Linked DNA regions of Homo sapiens: region 1 is linked to region 2. The links are chromatin loops, found by intact Hi-C in ENCODE. Cell type or tissue: K562. All regions are shown on one strand.

Evidence for each region. Hi-C counts contacts between places; a loop is a spot of excess contacts. Peaks named below come from ENCODE experiments on the same cell type or tissue, not always from the same donor. Only the 100,000 strongest peaks of a DNase experiment are listed, where the experiment ranks them.
Region 1: a loop joins it to region 2, with 4 times the contacts of the local background. A loop is called at or near these places in 2 of 110 quality-filtered maps.

What each region holds. Positions count from the first base shown.
Region 1 is chr3:98,035,025-98,043,024 of GRCh38, forward strand. It overlaps GABRR3 (gamma-aminobutyric acid type A receptor subunit rho3), which reads right to left and starts at 291. Exons shown (of 10, transcript NM_001105580.3): 1 at 166-291. RefSeq lists an enhancer at 4,321-4,615. In K562, CTCF peaks have their summits at 4,471 (motif pointing right) and 4,765 (motif pointing right); no DNase peak of the experiment used is centred here.
Region 2 is chr3:98,989,787-98,997,786 of GRCh38, forward strand. It overlaps LINC00973 (long intergenic non-protein coding RNA 973), which reads left to right. Exons shown (of 3, transcript NR_186665.1): 3 at 7,984-8,000. Among named protein-coding and RNA genes, the nearest start is that of LINC00973, 79 kb to the left of the region's middle. In K562, CTCF peaks have their summits at 1,795 (motif pointing right) and 4,587 (motif pointing left); no DNase peak of the experiment used is centred here.

The sequences.
Region 1 (8,000 bases), 950 kb before region 2:
ACGCAACCAATACTGTGATCACAGTTTCTTCTTCATGTGTCTTTTAAAAAACAAACAGCATGTCAGGGGAAATGCATTAGGGGAAAAAGAAAGACATTGTCTTCAATGCTGCACTTTGTTTTAGCAGATTAAATTGACTCACAGCACTTACAGGCAAATATCTACCTGGATCTTCAGCAATTTGAGGAAAACAAAGCAGATTTTTAAAATTTTCAGTTTACATCCTTTGGTCCCTTTTTCCGGGGAAGGTTTTTAGTGTGATGCTCAATCCATACTCAGTAAACCCTCAGCGGCAGTCCTAAGCAAACAAAGAAGTGAGGTTAAGCATTAATCCTCTTAATCCAATGCAATATCATTTAAATATACTTAGTGACTCAGCAAAATAATATGCTTATTGAGAAAAAAAGATGATTAATTTAATCTTAATTACACGTTTGAAGACCTTTTCCATTATCTTATGGCTCCTTTTAATCCAGAAAGAATCTTTTCCTCCCCAAATGCCATACAGACTGCCTTAGCATGAATACAAAATAAAATTATTTTTTTTAAGGTAAATAATCATATTTTAAGATGATGGTTTATTTCATTGATAACAAAAGTGGTTTAATTTAAGGTTTATTTAATAGCAAGCAACCCAGTTAATAAAAATGAACTTAATCCTGGTCAGTGTGCAAAGCACACACTGTCACTGTTAAATTATAGCCACACACTCTCCTAAAGGTGCTTTGCATACTTAGAGAAAATATTTAAGAAAATATTTCTACTTCACATATGCAAAGCACCAATAAATGGTCATGTCATTGAAATTAATCTTCTTCAACTGGAATAGCACAAGGTGAGCAACACAGCAACGGTTGACCTTTTTACTAGGACTTAGGAAGAAAGCCATTTTCTTCCCAGAAATATAGTGTTGTGAGAGAAATTCTTAAATTTCCTCAAATTGATTTGTGTCCTTGACACCTTCTATTTTGTGTAATTGCTTAATCATACTTATTTCTTTTGGTTTGGGTTATGGCTTCTTTTAGCCCATGCATTAAAACCTTCTCCTATGTTTCTTAAGCATGTCTTTTCTCTTTAAAATATATTTTAATATAAAAGATTACAAATATACAGAATGATGTAATAAATCCTTGCTTCTCTTCTTAGGCTCGATTTAGTGTTTATAATCATATGCAGTTATACTATTATTGTATATGTATGTATCTATAAATAATGTACAAACTTCTGCATGTTTTAAAACTTTATATAAGTGGTGTCATATTCTACTTTTACTACTAAAAGCTACTTTTTCTTTCAACTTAATGCTTAGGGATTTATTATGTTGATAAATGTGCCTCTAGTTAATTCATTTTAACTGCTATATGGCACTTCAGTATGGATGCATAACATTGCATTTATTCGTATTTTTGTTGATGGGCATTGTTTCTTATTTTTCTATTATAAACAATCCTGCAATAAATTCTTATAAATATTTTCTTGTACACATGTGTAAGTGTTTCTTTAGGATAAATACCTAAAAGTAAAATGGCTAGGACAAATAATTTTCACACCTTCAAATTTACTAAGCACAATCATATTGCTCATCAAAGTGCTTGTACCAATTTACTTCCCCACTAGCAGTGAATGAGAGTTCTTATTTCTTAAAATATTTTTTAACATTGGTATTATCAGACTTTTAAATGTTAAGTAATTCAATCAGTATTGTAATTTTAATTTCTGTAATGTTTAGAAACGTTGAAGCATTTTCTTCAGGTATTTCGGAGCCAGTAAGCCTTCTTTGAAGAGCCAATGGAAGAAATGTAGGAAAAGTTGCCCATCTTAAGCTACTGTCACTTTGGTTGTTGGAAGACCGCACTGTGGTCAAAGTTTGTTTCAGTACATTCCACCTCAGTGCTCTTACGAGATCCAGGGCACCAACCCCTCGGCCCTAGCACTATCTATTACCTCGTCCCCTCTTCACTTAGTAAGCAACATCTACACTAACATTTCCCAAAGTATTTCTTGGCTACACTGAAGGCATTTTGTGAAAAATTGTTATGTACTAAATGAGTTTGGGAAACATTATACATTTTATTACTCTGTTAGGGGTCACACTCTTACCCCAGGGCCTTTGCACTGGTTGTCACCCTTGCCTGACATATTGTTCATCTGGATATCTATATGGCTAACTCCCTTAACAAATTCAAATGTATGCTAAAATGTCATCTATTGAATGAAGTATACCCTGACCACTCTTTTTAAAAATACCGTATTCTTTCTTTCCTCCTACAACCTGTGTTACCAATCTACCTTTCATCCTGCTTAGCATGTTTTATATAATTTACATTATGTTTATTGTTCATAATCTGTCTTATCCGGCTAGAATGTAAGCTCTGCAAGGAAGTGATCTTTGTTTTGTTCCCTGAGGCATCCCAAACACTTATAATTATCTTTGAAGTATAGTTGGTATTAGTAAATATTTCTTAAATAATGAATGAATATTAACACGTTCAAGGCTTCAGTTGAAAAAAAAAAAGCCTGCTTTGTTCTGCTGAATTCTGTGTCTCTCAAACTTATTTGATCTCAGATCCCATTTTAAAACAAAACAAGACAAAACAAAACAAAACAAAACAAAAGAAAACCACGATACTTACATTCTCCCAAAATAGTACTCCTCCATGACAGCCAGTTCTCATTCATAGGTAAATCAGTGAGATTCTCATTTATAGGCAAATTGGTGCTTTGCACATTCTCCTTACCAAAATTCTGTGTCCTATCATCTTGAGACAACCTTTGATGACTGCTAAACTTTTACGTTCGCAAAGAAATATTGGTAGCTGATAAAGAATAAGCAAGATTGAAGAGGAGACTTCACGAAGTGGTCTTTGATCTGAAGGAATGAAGCACTGGAATAGAAGATGTCCTCTTTACAGGACTCAGTGGAGCTATTTGGGGCACTTATTTTTCGGAAATATCTGTCAAGTCATATGCCTCCTCACTGTCACTTAAATTATGTTAGGATGCCCTGGTGTCTCCTTCTGCATCGCAGGGATGAATCATGATGAGAATCTGTCTGACCTCTTTACTGAATAATCTTTGCTAGACTATCTATATCGCTATAAACATTAAGGAAGAAATAAAAGCAGTTTGTTTTTTGATGATGAATTTTAAGTGGGAAATGGTCTGCATAAAAATAAAAATAAGGCAATGGCTTACACTAGAGAGAGTTGACTTACAGAAAGTCTAAGGGTTTTAGTTCAATTACAAGAAGGCATCTGCCTCTGTTGATGCTGAGTTAGCTCCTTAACCTTATTCCTTTAGAGCTTCCCTTTGCAAGCTCAGTAAGCTTCTTAAGAAAAAAAAAAAAAGCAGAAAAGCACATCTGTCAGAACTAGAAAGTGGTAACTACCAGGAAACAAAATGAATCACAGGGTCACTGGAGAATTTCGTAGTAGTTTAAGCTCTCCCTTGCATAAATTGTCTCCTGTTTACTCTTCTTCCACTCTGATGATGTCAGTCAGCCAGTTTTTATTTCTTTGGCAGCGACATAAAGAGAAAATTTGGAAAGGATGGCTGTGTCGCCAATCTTGGGGTATGTAGCCATTATTTTGCCTATAAAGAGAAAACAAAAGAAAAGCTAAGGTCTTATTTAGACTGGATCTGACAACAGCAACAACAACAAATTCCAAGCTTCTATAAATTTCCCACTGTGTCTGCAGGATGTCATCTAGGCAAAATATCTTGATTTGCAAATTGTAGAGTCATAAAATCTTAATAGGGAAAGACTTTTGGAAATCATTTAGACTACATTTAATGTCTCTCCTGCTCTCTTTTATGCAGAGGAAGCTAGGACTAGAGAGGTTAAGTGATCAACTAATTTAGTTTTCATATTTACAGTCATGTGCTGCACAACGACGTTTTGGTCAGTGATGGACCACATATATGACTGCAGTTCTCCAATAAGCTAAGGTTAATTTATTATTGAAGAAAGAAAAATATTTTGTATAAATTTAGTATAGCCTAAGTGTACAGTTGACAGTAGTGTACAGTCATGTCTTGGGCTTTCACACTCAGTCACCCAGAACAACTCACTAACTCACCCAGAACAACTTTCAGTCCTGTTAACTCCATTCATGGTAAGTGCCCTATACAATTCATCTTTTATACTGCATTTTAACTGAACCTTTTCTATTTTGTCTATGTTTATACATGTTTAGATACACAAATACGTACCATTGTGTTACAATTGCCTATAGTATTTGGTATAATAACGTGCTGTATAGGTTTGTGGCCTAGGAGTAATATCATATAGCATAGGTGTGCAGTAGGCTAGACCATAGAGTTTTGTGTAAGTATACTCTACAATGTTTGCACAATGAGGAAATCACCTAACAACGCATTTCTCTGAGTTTGTCCCCGTCATCAAATTGCGCGTAACTGTTTTGCTTTGATGCATTGGAAATATAACTGGCCATGCCTAGAGCAGCCAGTAGGGGGCATTTGCTATCCTTCCAAAAAACCCTGCTCTCACTCAGAAATCCTGTTTCCTCTCCAGTTCCCAGAATTACCAGATAACCAGTAGATCATCGTTTTTTCATACCCAGTAGACCATCGTCCCCCCCACGACCCTTGTTTCAGTCTCTTATCACATCCTTCCTGGCATACAGAATCAGCTGTGATACGAGTGAGGACACCTGAAGAATCTTGCTCTGTTTTACAGGCAAGAGGATGACACTAAAGCAAAGCAGTCTTCATCATCGTGTAATAGCGCAAGACCACCACTAGATGGAAGCATAGGATACACATTCTCATCCAAATTACTATTGTCTCGAATTTGCCTCCTTAGGAAAACTTTCTTATGTAGTATTGGTAAATGCAAATTATTCAGCACTTGTAGTGAATAATTTTCACTTACCAATACTGGCAGAATGAACTGAAAAGATTAATGATATAATACCAAATGATTCAGATAAAAAACCCACACACCCCGTTATTGAGGAAAATGCAATTATTTACCTCGAATAATTGACTAATGAGGTTTATTGGTTTCTCTGATTGAACACTAATTTATTTTTAAGATTTCACTTTTTACCTACACCTAAGAACAGCATTTTGTTTGTGGGAACGGTAAGAGACAGAGGTGAACATTGTAGAAAAATAAGCTTTCTATTAGAATGAAGTACCTGTTATGAGTAAAGTTTCTAAAGGGCACTAAATAAAACACTAGGGCACATGGCTCTGGGACTGGATATGGTACTTACTGCATGATTTTTAAAAAGTTTCTTAAACTTCCTGGACTTCAATTTCCTCTTCTGTATTCATTAAGCACATGTATGTAGGTGACTTTTGAGACCCCTGAGGAAGCAATAAAACACAGTGGTTAAGAAGAGACAATAGCGATAATCTTTATTGGGATATTTGGTGTCAGTTTTTGTGGGTACAAACATCTATTCTTCCATTTACTACTTGTCTGAACATTGAAAATGACCTAAGATTTTTTGTTGAGTCAGTTACTTTATATATAGTTAAGAGGAATAATACTAGGACCTATCTTTTAAGGTTAAAGTCAGAATTTATGAGACTGTATGTTTAGCACAATGTTTGATACATTGAAGATACCATAATTGACAAAATTAATATCAGCTATCAATCTCATGCATCTTTATTAATGTAGTATGATCTTCCAATGTTATGAATTTCATTAAGATTACCAATAAGGTCCCTGTTTTCCAGGATTGAGATTTTGAGTCATCTTTAATTACTCCCTTTCAAAATCTTTCTTCGTTTTTTGCTTCAGAGCTACTTTTGCATTTTCCTGCCCTTTGTATTTCCATTGCCACCTGACCTTTTTGTCTCTAATATTAATATATCTCCCTGGGCTCCAGTGCTGCCACTGCTATGCATGCACCTACTTTCTGGGCCCTGGTACCATTGAGAAATATGCCCATATTTCTCAGAGAAGACTCCATCTGTGGGAGAAATGGAGAACAGAAGGGCCCAAGAAACTATTGCTGCTGCCATGGACACCCACAAATTTTGCCATCAAGTGCCCCCATAGTATTTGCTGACACTGACCTCAGCTGATGCAGCTGTTAGAATTTCATACCAATGCACCACCTTAGAGTAGAAGCTGCTGCACCCCATCTGACCAGCACCCTTGTACCCATCTGTGGTGAAGATCTTTCCCAACTGAAGCCTATCTGTAAGGTCTGGAAGAGGTAACTCCTTGTTCAAATACACACACATCAAAGCAAGGCTACAAAGAACTGGAAAAATCAAGAAAACATGATAACACTAAAGGAATACAAAAAAATCCACTAATGAATCCCTAAGAAATGAAGATCTACAAATTTCCTGACAAAGAATTAAAAATAATTGTTTTAAACAAGCTCAGCAAGCTACAAAATAACAGATTGGTAACTTAGTGGAATCAGGAAAATAATATATGAAAAAAATGAGAAGTTGAACAAAGAGATGAAAATCATTAAAAAGAACCAAAGAGCAGTTCTGGAGCTAAAGAATACAATGAGTGGAATGAAAAATGCAAAAGAGGGTTTCAACAGCACACAGTTAAGCGGAAGAATCTGCAAATTCAAAGAGAGATCATTTAAAATTATCCAGTCAGAGAAGAAAAGAAAAAAATAATGAAAAAGGGTGAAGAAAGCCTATGGGATTTATGGAATACCATCAAGTAAACCAATAAATGCATTATGGAATTTTAAGGAAAACAGACAGAAAAAGGGAGCAGAAAGCTAATTTAAATAATAATGACTAAAACCTTCCTAATTTGGGGAAGATTTGGAAATTGTGAATCCAGATTCAAGAATCTCAAATGTTTCCAAATAGGTTCAACTTAAAAGAGAACATACTGAGATACATTGTAATAAAATTGTCAAAAGTTAAGGACAAAGAGACTTTTAAGGGAAGCAACTCATCCTATGTAAAGAAAACCCTGTGATACCACTAGTGGATTTCTCAGCAGAAACCTTGCAGGCCTGGAGAGAGTGAGATGACATATTTGTAGTACTGAAAGAAAAAAAAACATACTGGTTAGCAAAAATACCATTCCCAGAAAAATTATTCTATAAAAATGAAGGAAAGATAAAATCTTTCCTTGAGAAAAAAAATGAGAGAATTTATCACCATTAGACCTGCCATATAAGAAATACTAATGAGTATTCTTAATTAAAATGAAAACACATATATACAACCAATGAAGACTAAATCTGAAAATTATAAAGAACTGATGAATGGAATTAAAGAAGAAACAGATAAATGAAAAGACATCCTTTGACCTTGGATGGGAAGAATTTATATTGTGAAAATGCACATATTTTCCAAAGAATTCTACAGATTCAGTGCAATCCCTATCAAAATCTCAGTGGCATTCTTTACAGAAATAGAAAAGCATTTTAAAATTCATATGAATCTACCAAAGACCCCAAAGCTATCCTGAGCAAGAACAAAGCTGGAGGCATCACACTTCCTGATTTCAAAATATACTACAAAGCTATAGTAATTAAGACAGTATATTACTGACATAAAACAGACATATATACCAATGGAACAGAACATAGAGCTAGAAACAGATCCATATGATTAACTGATCTTCCACAGGGTGACACAAACACATAATGGGGAAAGAACGGTCTGTTCAATGAGTAGTATTAGAAAAACTGGATATCCACCAACAGAATGAAATTAGACCTTTATCACACATCTTACACAAAATAAACTCAAAATGGATTACATATTTAAACATAAGACCCCAAATCATAAAGCTCTTAGAAGAAAACATAGGGGAAAATCTTGACATTGGTCTTGGCAAAGATTTTTGTATATGACCCCAAAGGCAAAGGCAATGAAAGCAAAAATGGACAAGTGGGATTGCATCAAACTAAAAACCTCTGTACAGTGAAGAAAACAATCAACAGAGTAAAAAGGCAACCTACTGAATGGGAGGAAATATTTTCAAACCATACATATGATAAAGTTGGAGGTTAATGTCCAAAATATGTAGG
Region 2 (8,000 bases):
ATGGAAAACCGCAAAACACTTGAACAGAAAGAGATGCACAGACATACACTAGAAAAAAATACTATACCTTAATATCCTTACAGATTAAGAAATAAAATAGTTGATAGAATTGTCCTAGTGGAGCATGAGACAATGAAATCATTTCAAGCATGCTGGAGTGAGAAAATTAAGGTCAGAACCTGTATTTCATCCATTTGCATCCTAGAAAATGAGGCTGCCTAAGAAAGCAAGCATGACCAACTCCAATTATTTTTTGCAAGCGGCATGTGCAATTGTGCTATCATTCAATAGAAGTTCAAAGTAGGAAAGTATCTTATTATGGTTGAGAATACACCAAGAAATTTCCAGTGGAAACAACTGGATTGTTAAACTGAATGAAAATATTCAGAAATGAGTGTGTTTACCATAAAGTATCTAAATTCTAGATGCAAAACATCTGAATGTAAGTTATCCATGTAATAAGCAGAAGTGAGTATAAATAATACAATCATTGAGACCGAGAAAGAGGTGGGTTATTTGATAAGAACTGCAGATGACTACTTTCCCCAGGAAAGGTATGCCCTTCAGTAACCACCTACTACCATGTCTACCCTTACTTTTCGGAGGGAATAGCAGACTCTTCATAACTACTAGAGCCCTTTCTTATTTTGTGGGAGGTATGGGATGCCATGACTCCCTTGAAAAATCTGCACTTACCTTTTATGGGAGAAGTCTCATGCTTCACAATGTCTAGAGATTTGGAATTTCTAATTTTTTTTTCATGTTTCACAGTCTTCTTTCCAATCTCTTAATATGGTATTCATTTTACTCTTTAAAATTCCTCCCTTGATTTTACCTGCTATTTGTACAGTACATGTACAAGTTTAAAAATAAGAATAGCCATGCTTATATCGCATGGACTCTGTGCTAGGCACTGTTCTGAATGCTTCACATGTATCTATTCATCTAACCTCACAATGTCTCTAAGAGCCACCTTAATGATTACCATTTCCATCTTAAAAATGAGGAAACTGACTTACAGAGAGGTTAAGCACCTTGCATCACTAATAAGTGGCAGAGCCCTGATTTCGATCCAAGGAGTCTGGTTCCAAAATCTTGCTTAACCACTCATGCTACTGTTCTACCTTAGCAGACTTTCCCTTAGTAGGTTATTTTATTGGTGCCTTTAGTCCTGAATCATTTTATCCCTTCATGTTTGGAAAGTATTCAATTCTTATAACAAACCAGAAATAAATGCCAAAAGCATCTTTGAAATCTTTTGAACTTCTCCTATTTGAGACATTTTTTAGACCTATCATCATGGACTTCACTTTCCCAACAGACTTGGATTTTAACAACTTCAGCACAGTGTTGCTATAACATCAGATACTGGGAAGGCACAATGGGACTCACCCACTTAGATTTCTGTGATGGGGCTTACTTCACACTCTAGACTCCAGAATCTTAAATCTTTTTTTTTGAGGTGGAATTTCGCTCTTCTTGCCCAGGCTAGAGTGCAACGGCACGATCTCCAGAATCTTAATTTTAATGGGCAGTGAGGGTCAATCCAGTCAAATAATTTATTTAACAAATACCTGGAAGGGTTCTTAATCTTAGAACTTTAGGAATACAAAAATTTTTTTTGAGAATCATTGCACTCACATTCTGTATTTAATTACATACAGTTTATTCATATATGACAGTTATCAATTTATTGCCCCTTAGCTCCAAATTTACTCTCCAATATTTGTTCTGTGATAAAGGAAGGAATTATTGTAAGCATCTCCTTTACAGTGAGGATGATGTTCAACATCCTCAGTAGAGGGCACTAGAAGGACATAGGAGGCAAAAGGGGATCTTCTGCTGCTTCCAGTGATTGTAGGGTCAGTTAGTGGTGTGATGATGAAGACAGGGTTGTGCTGTGTCCCAGCCAAAAGCCCAGAATATTTGGCCCCTACACAACCTTGAAGCTCCTGCCTGACCTGGTGATCAATTTCCTGGTCCTTATTGACAGAGACACTAGGAAACACTGCACTCTAGGCCTCTTCTCCTCAGGGTATTTGTTCTTCTTATTACTCCTATGTCTCTAACCACTTTCTGAAGCTCACTTATACTCTCACCATGCCTGGAAGGTTGACTCTGCTTGCCAGCGTGCTGGCCACTGGCTGTATAAAGCGTGAGCCCCAGAGGGTTGTTTCCTGCTTGCTCAGTGACTGCAGAAGATCTGGTCCAGGCAAAGAGGAAACCTCTCTGCTGTCCACTGGGCTGCAATCTTACTTTTTCCAACCCAGACTTGGGGAGAAGTCACACGTTCCAAATTTGGCCTTTCTTTAGTGCTCTCCTCATCCTACGGTAGCATATTTAGCCTTAAAAATATTTTATAGTTACACTTTGACCATAGTTTAATAACTTTGTATATTAAACTTCCCCTGTTTAAATCACTATATGATTTCTGACTCCTGATTGGACCTGAACATCTATATGATAAATATATACAATAAAACAGAGAAGATATTCAATAGATTCTGGTGTCAGACCATTTCCTTTTTACTAGGAGTTTCCAACCCCATAGCTCTTTCTTGATATTCTTCATTTGTTTGTTTCATTCATAGTAGACTTAATTTTTTTGTAGTTAGGTTTACAGAAAAATGAACAGAAAAATGAGCAGAAAATACAGATAATTTCAATAGGACCCTTGCCCTCTCCCTTCAGTTTCCTCTGTTATTAACATCTTTCATTAGTGTGACATATCTGTTAGAATTGATAAGCCAATATTAATGCATTACTGTGAAATAAAGTCTATAGTTTACACCCAGTTGTACATTCTGTGTTTTTTCAAATGTATCTGTCACTGCTGTATCCTACAGAATAGTTTCACTGCCCTAAAAATTTTGTCCCTCCTTCTGACCTCCTGAACCCCTGACAACCACTGATCTTTGTACTATCTTCAGTTTTGCCTTTCCCAGAATGTCATATGGTTATATTGATACGGAATATAGCCTTTTCAGATTGACATCTTTTACTTAGCAATATATGTTTAAGGTTCTTCCATGCATTTTCATGTCTTCACACCTCATTTCTTTTTATTGCTAAATAATTCATCATATCTGGATGTACCACAGTTTATTTTTTTTACTTCCAACTTTTATTTTAGGTTCAGGGGTACATGTGCATGTTTGTTATATAGGTAAATTGCATGTTGTGGGGGTTTGGTATACAGATTATTTCATCACCCATGTAATGAACATAGTACCTGAGTAGTTTTTTGATCCTCTCCCTCCTCCTACCCTCCATCCTCAAGTAGAACCTAGTATCTATTTTTCCCTTCTTTGTGTCCATCTGTGCTCAATGTTTAGCTCCGACTTATAAGACAGAACATGTGATATTTGGTTTTCTGTTCCTGCATTAATTTGCTTAGGATAATGGCTTCCACCTCCATCCATGCTTCCACAAAGGACATGATTTCATTCTTTTTTATGGCTGCATAGTATTCCATGTGCACCGCGGTTTCTTTATCCATTCACCTATTGAAGGACAGCTTGGTTGTTTCCAAGTTTGGGAAATTATGAATAAAACTGCTATAAATATTTATGTGCTTTTTTTGCATAGACAAAAATTTTAAACTTCTTTTGGATAAATACCAAGGAGCATTATTACTGGATCTTGTGGTAAGAATGTTTAGGTTTTAAAGAAATTGCCAAAGTGTCTTACACAGTGACCTGTACCATTTTGCCTGCCTGCCTGCCTTCCTTGCTCCAATTTTCTTTCTTTCTTCTCTGAAGACAACTGTATAATGTGGCACTGCACAATCTCTCTCTAACCAAAGGGTGCAACCCCAGTGTTCTGCTGAAGATGCTCTACCTTCTTTTCTTGTGACATATAGTGACCTCTGCTTGCTGTGACCCTAGAAGGGGCTTTAAAGTTGGTTTGGAAGGAGGATGCTTAGGCCTGCTGTATCACAGGAACATAGATTCTCCTTTTCATTCAGGATTGTGACACTTGCTGTGTAATTCAACTGCAGGATATAGCTTCCCTTCATGAAATCAGCTTCTTAATTGTTGGCAGAATTGGGAACCTTGGAAAATAAAGCCAAAAGGTTATGGAGATATTAAGTGGAAAACAGCTAGACATTTAAAAATATATAGTTCCTGAAGGACACTCCCTGAATGCCTATACATTAGAAGTTCCTGTTGGTTGAGGATGGCTAATAGTCTCCCATAGAAAAGAGCCAATGAGGACTCATCAATATTCCAGAATAAGCTTTGGATTTGGAGGTTTGAGAGAGGAGTGAGTTATGAATATGTAAGGAAAGCTCTTTGCACATGGAACTATTTTATAATTCAGCCTCATGTGTCTCCTAAAGCCTGACAGCTCTCAGTTGACTCTTCTCTGATCTCACAGCTTCCTGCATTCTCCTTCATCCTTCCTCAAAACAATTATGCTCTAGGCATTGAATAGAAAATTCTCTGCTGTTCAACATGCCATAAAATGAGAAGAACTAGGGAGAAGCATTCATTTCTTGCTTATACCACAGAAGAATTAAGATGGAAAAAATGGGCATGAGATTCCATGTTTTTCCTTAGGACAGTATTTCCCTCTGCTGGTGAAAGCCTGTAACTTTTTTATCACCAGTTAATGTAGCTTGAAAAGAAGTAATCAACCAGGATTGTCATTTGAGTCTGTGTTCTGGGGAATCATTTGGTGTTCTCTTGCACATAATGTGTAGTTTTTAGAATCTAACAAAACTGCAGTGGAAATGATGTGTTACCTCTTCTTATTTTTTCACATATTCAATTCTAAAATATCCTTTCCCAAACAATGCTCTGGTGTCTGGGAGAAACTGCATTTATTTCACCAAATGAGCATCTCTCTCTCAGCTTGTGGTTTACTTTCCTCAGAGCCCAATTAATTATAATTTAGAAGGGAACCTCTTTTAATGCTTATCCCTGAAAACTCTCCTCTTTCTCTCCAGAGAATTAATGGTGTAATTGTATTCCATAGAGTTTGGAAATAATAGGTGTCTCACATCAAATTCAGTTGGCATAATAAGATCCTTGTGATTTTTGTAACCTGAAGCTATTCCACAAATTTCTCTCTTCTGAGGAAGGTTAACTCAGACAGTCCTAGAGGAATTGGGCTGTTATAGTGCCTTACCTGGAAGTAGACCACAGGAGATTTCTTAATAGACTCAAAAGAGGATAACTGAGCCCTATAACATGTACACATTTTAACACTAGTGTGATTTTTGCATGGATATTTAGCAAAAAGAAAGAAACAAATGTAAATACAGGGAGAAAAAGGAAATTGGCTTTGGGATTTGACTCACCTCTACATTTTGATGAAGGCAATGGGGTAAATAATTAAAACAATGTATTTATAGATGGCTTTTAGAGTATTACCTGAATGCTGTTGCTACTGCAATGGGCTTAGGTGATGTATTATGAGCATAAATATTTACCTGTATCCTTAACACACTAATAATTATTCCAAGCTTACCTCCTAATTTATTTTGACAGCTTGAATGTCCTCTTTTTGATTCTGTTTTTAACTATGTGTGTTTTTTGAATTGAATATTTACTTTCTCCTAAAACTAATATTATTTTGGGAAGTCTTAAAAACTAATTTTCAAAAAAGGTGAAACTCATGACTGTCAAAGAAATAAAAATGAACAGACGGTAAATATTTTATTCTACTCATTTACCAATGAGGGAACCAGGGAGATGTTACAGCTGGCTCAGAAGAGAATCTGAAGACCAGACACATTTATAAATCAGAAATATTAAAATGAACTTGCAGGTGGGGGCAAAATTGGTTTTTCCACAGGAGGGGAAGGGAAATCAATTGGACTTTTATTGAACAGGATGGAATTTGCATGTCAATAGGCAAGAATTATTTTTGTGTTGTTACCATTTATTTTCAATTTACAGAGTTGCAAACTAGCTTAAAGACAATAAAACAGTTGAATCAGATAATCCTTAAGGTGTCCTTTAAAGTGTAAACTTCCAGTATATTTTTTCTCCTGCAGGAGAAAATAATTTTCTATTTGATCCTCTTTCCTCAATCAGTTTCCTTAGAAAACAGGCAGATGTAAGGCTCTCTCTGCAACTCCTAAGTTTCTAGATTAGATTCTTCTTGTTATTTCTCTCATACATGACACAGTGAAGTTAGATAAGAATTTGGATAGTGCACATGTGAGATGATCCATCGTTAGAAGTCTTCCCCCCGATGAAGTTTTATTTAACTATGTAAAATATCCAATTTTCTTTGTTTCTTAGTTTATATTTATTTTGTTCATTGACTTTTTCTTTCAATTCCATTTAGCAAATATTTTTGAATCACTTATCCAGCGTCAGCTTTAAGAAAATAGAAGTAAGACAAAGCCTCTGTCCTCAAGAAACTTGAATACAACAGATATGAACTTTACTTCATATACTCAGAGATACAAAACATATCAACATGCTTTAGTTTCTTTAAATCAAATATATTCTGAATCTGAGACCCAGCCACCTGTTTAGCAGAAAATTTAATCTCATTCATTACCTGTCTTCCTTGGAATCATATGTAAGTCCCAAGAGTTTTATTGAAAAGCTGATGGGTTTATGAAACTATTAACTCAAGGCTGAGTAGAATAAGAATTAATAACATGGGACTGAATGAACTGGTGAGAGAAGATAATGGTTTTTCTTTGGAATATTGTTAGTTCTTTAATGCTCCATTTTTTGGATATAAGAAACCCCTTTCTTTTTTCTCTTAAACTATCCATAAATTACAATGATTTAGTATATTATACTTTTGTAAACAGAAATGAAACATTTATCTTTTCCCTTTCCTGATCCCTTCAGAATTCCAAAGCTCTTTTTGAATATTCTTATTTTCATGGTAATATAATTATTTACATAAGTTCAATAAGAATCTACCTTTTTTATTTTACCAGGACATAATTGGAAACATTGGTTGTATTAACCAAGGCTTTGACTGGAATGTTATATTTAAGAATAATAGGCATAGAATCAGATATGACCAGACAGATTTAAGGAGTTAAGGTTGACTTTACGGAACCAATGCTTAAAAAGCCCTTCTAGAAAAAATAGCCTGGGAACTAACTTATAGTGTTTGCAGCATTCCATGTGAGTAATGTAGTTTTTATTCAGGCAGGCCTAGGAAACTTAGAGTATTTTGGGGACTTCAAGGAGAGAGGGATTCACCCAAATTGGTAGGTATTGAAGGTAAAATCTGGTGGCAAAGTCTTGGCTTGGTTTCCTAGTCTTGAGAGGATTTTAGAAGTCTAATCTGAGATTCCTTATGAAAAGTTTCAGCAAAGCAAACTTAAAAAGGTCTTTGTGGTCAATTATAGTCTTGCTGCACCTAGGTAAACAATCATGCCAGATCTAATGAGACCAGACTTATTCTGAAGACAAGAATAACCTTACTTTAGTTATCTTTAATCAAAATGAGGGTGATTGTAGTGAGAAATTTTGTATTTTCATGGAAAGCTATAGCATACTTTTCTGAGTGTTCATTGTTTTAGAGCTATTTTTCGCCTCCTGGTAACTCCATTTTACTTTCTACTTTATTATCTATCTGTAAACTAGACTGGAACCTCCTCAACTTTTCTAGTTTCCTCTGAAATCTGGCTACATATCTCCAAATGAACATTTCCAATTTTTCTCCCACACTCCTGACTTTGCATTACTGAGAACTAAAACCTGATTGCCCATGTTCTTCTTGGGACTATCTAAAGAAGCCCTGTATTTGAAGCTAGATGTTTCCATGCTCTGTTCTGAGAAATAACCAAAACTGCAGCACTAATGCATGTATCATCACCAAAGACATTCAAACTGCAAGCCAGGAAATCTGTCAGCTCTCCACTGCCATCCTCACTCCACCATCTAAAAATGCTTTTAACCCAACATAAACTCTTGTCAGCTGGTTATACTCTGGACTCAGAAACTGGGTTTTCAGCTTGCTTCAACCATTAATTTTTGTCTTACTTTGTTTTCCTAGAAACTCTCCTCCTTCAA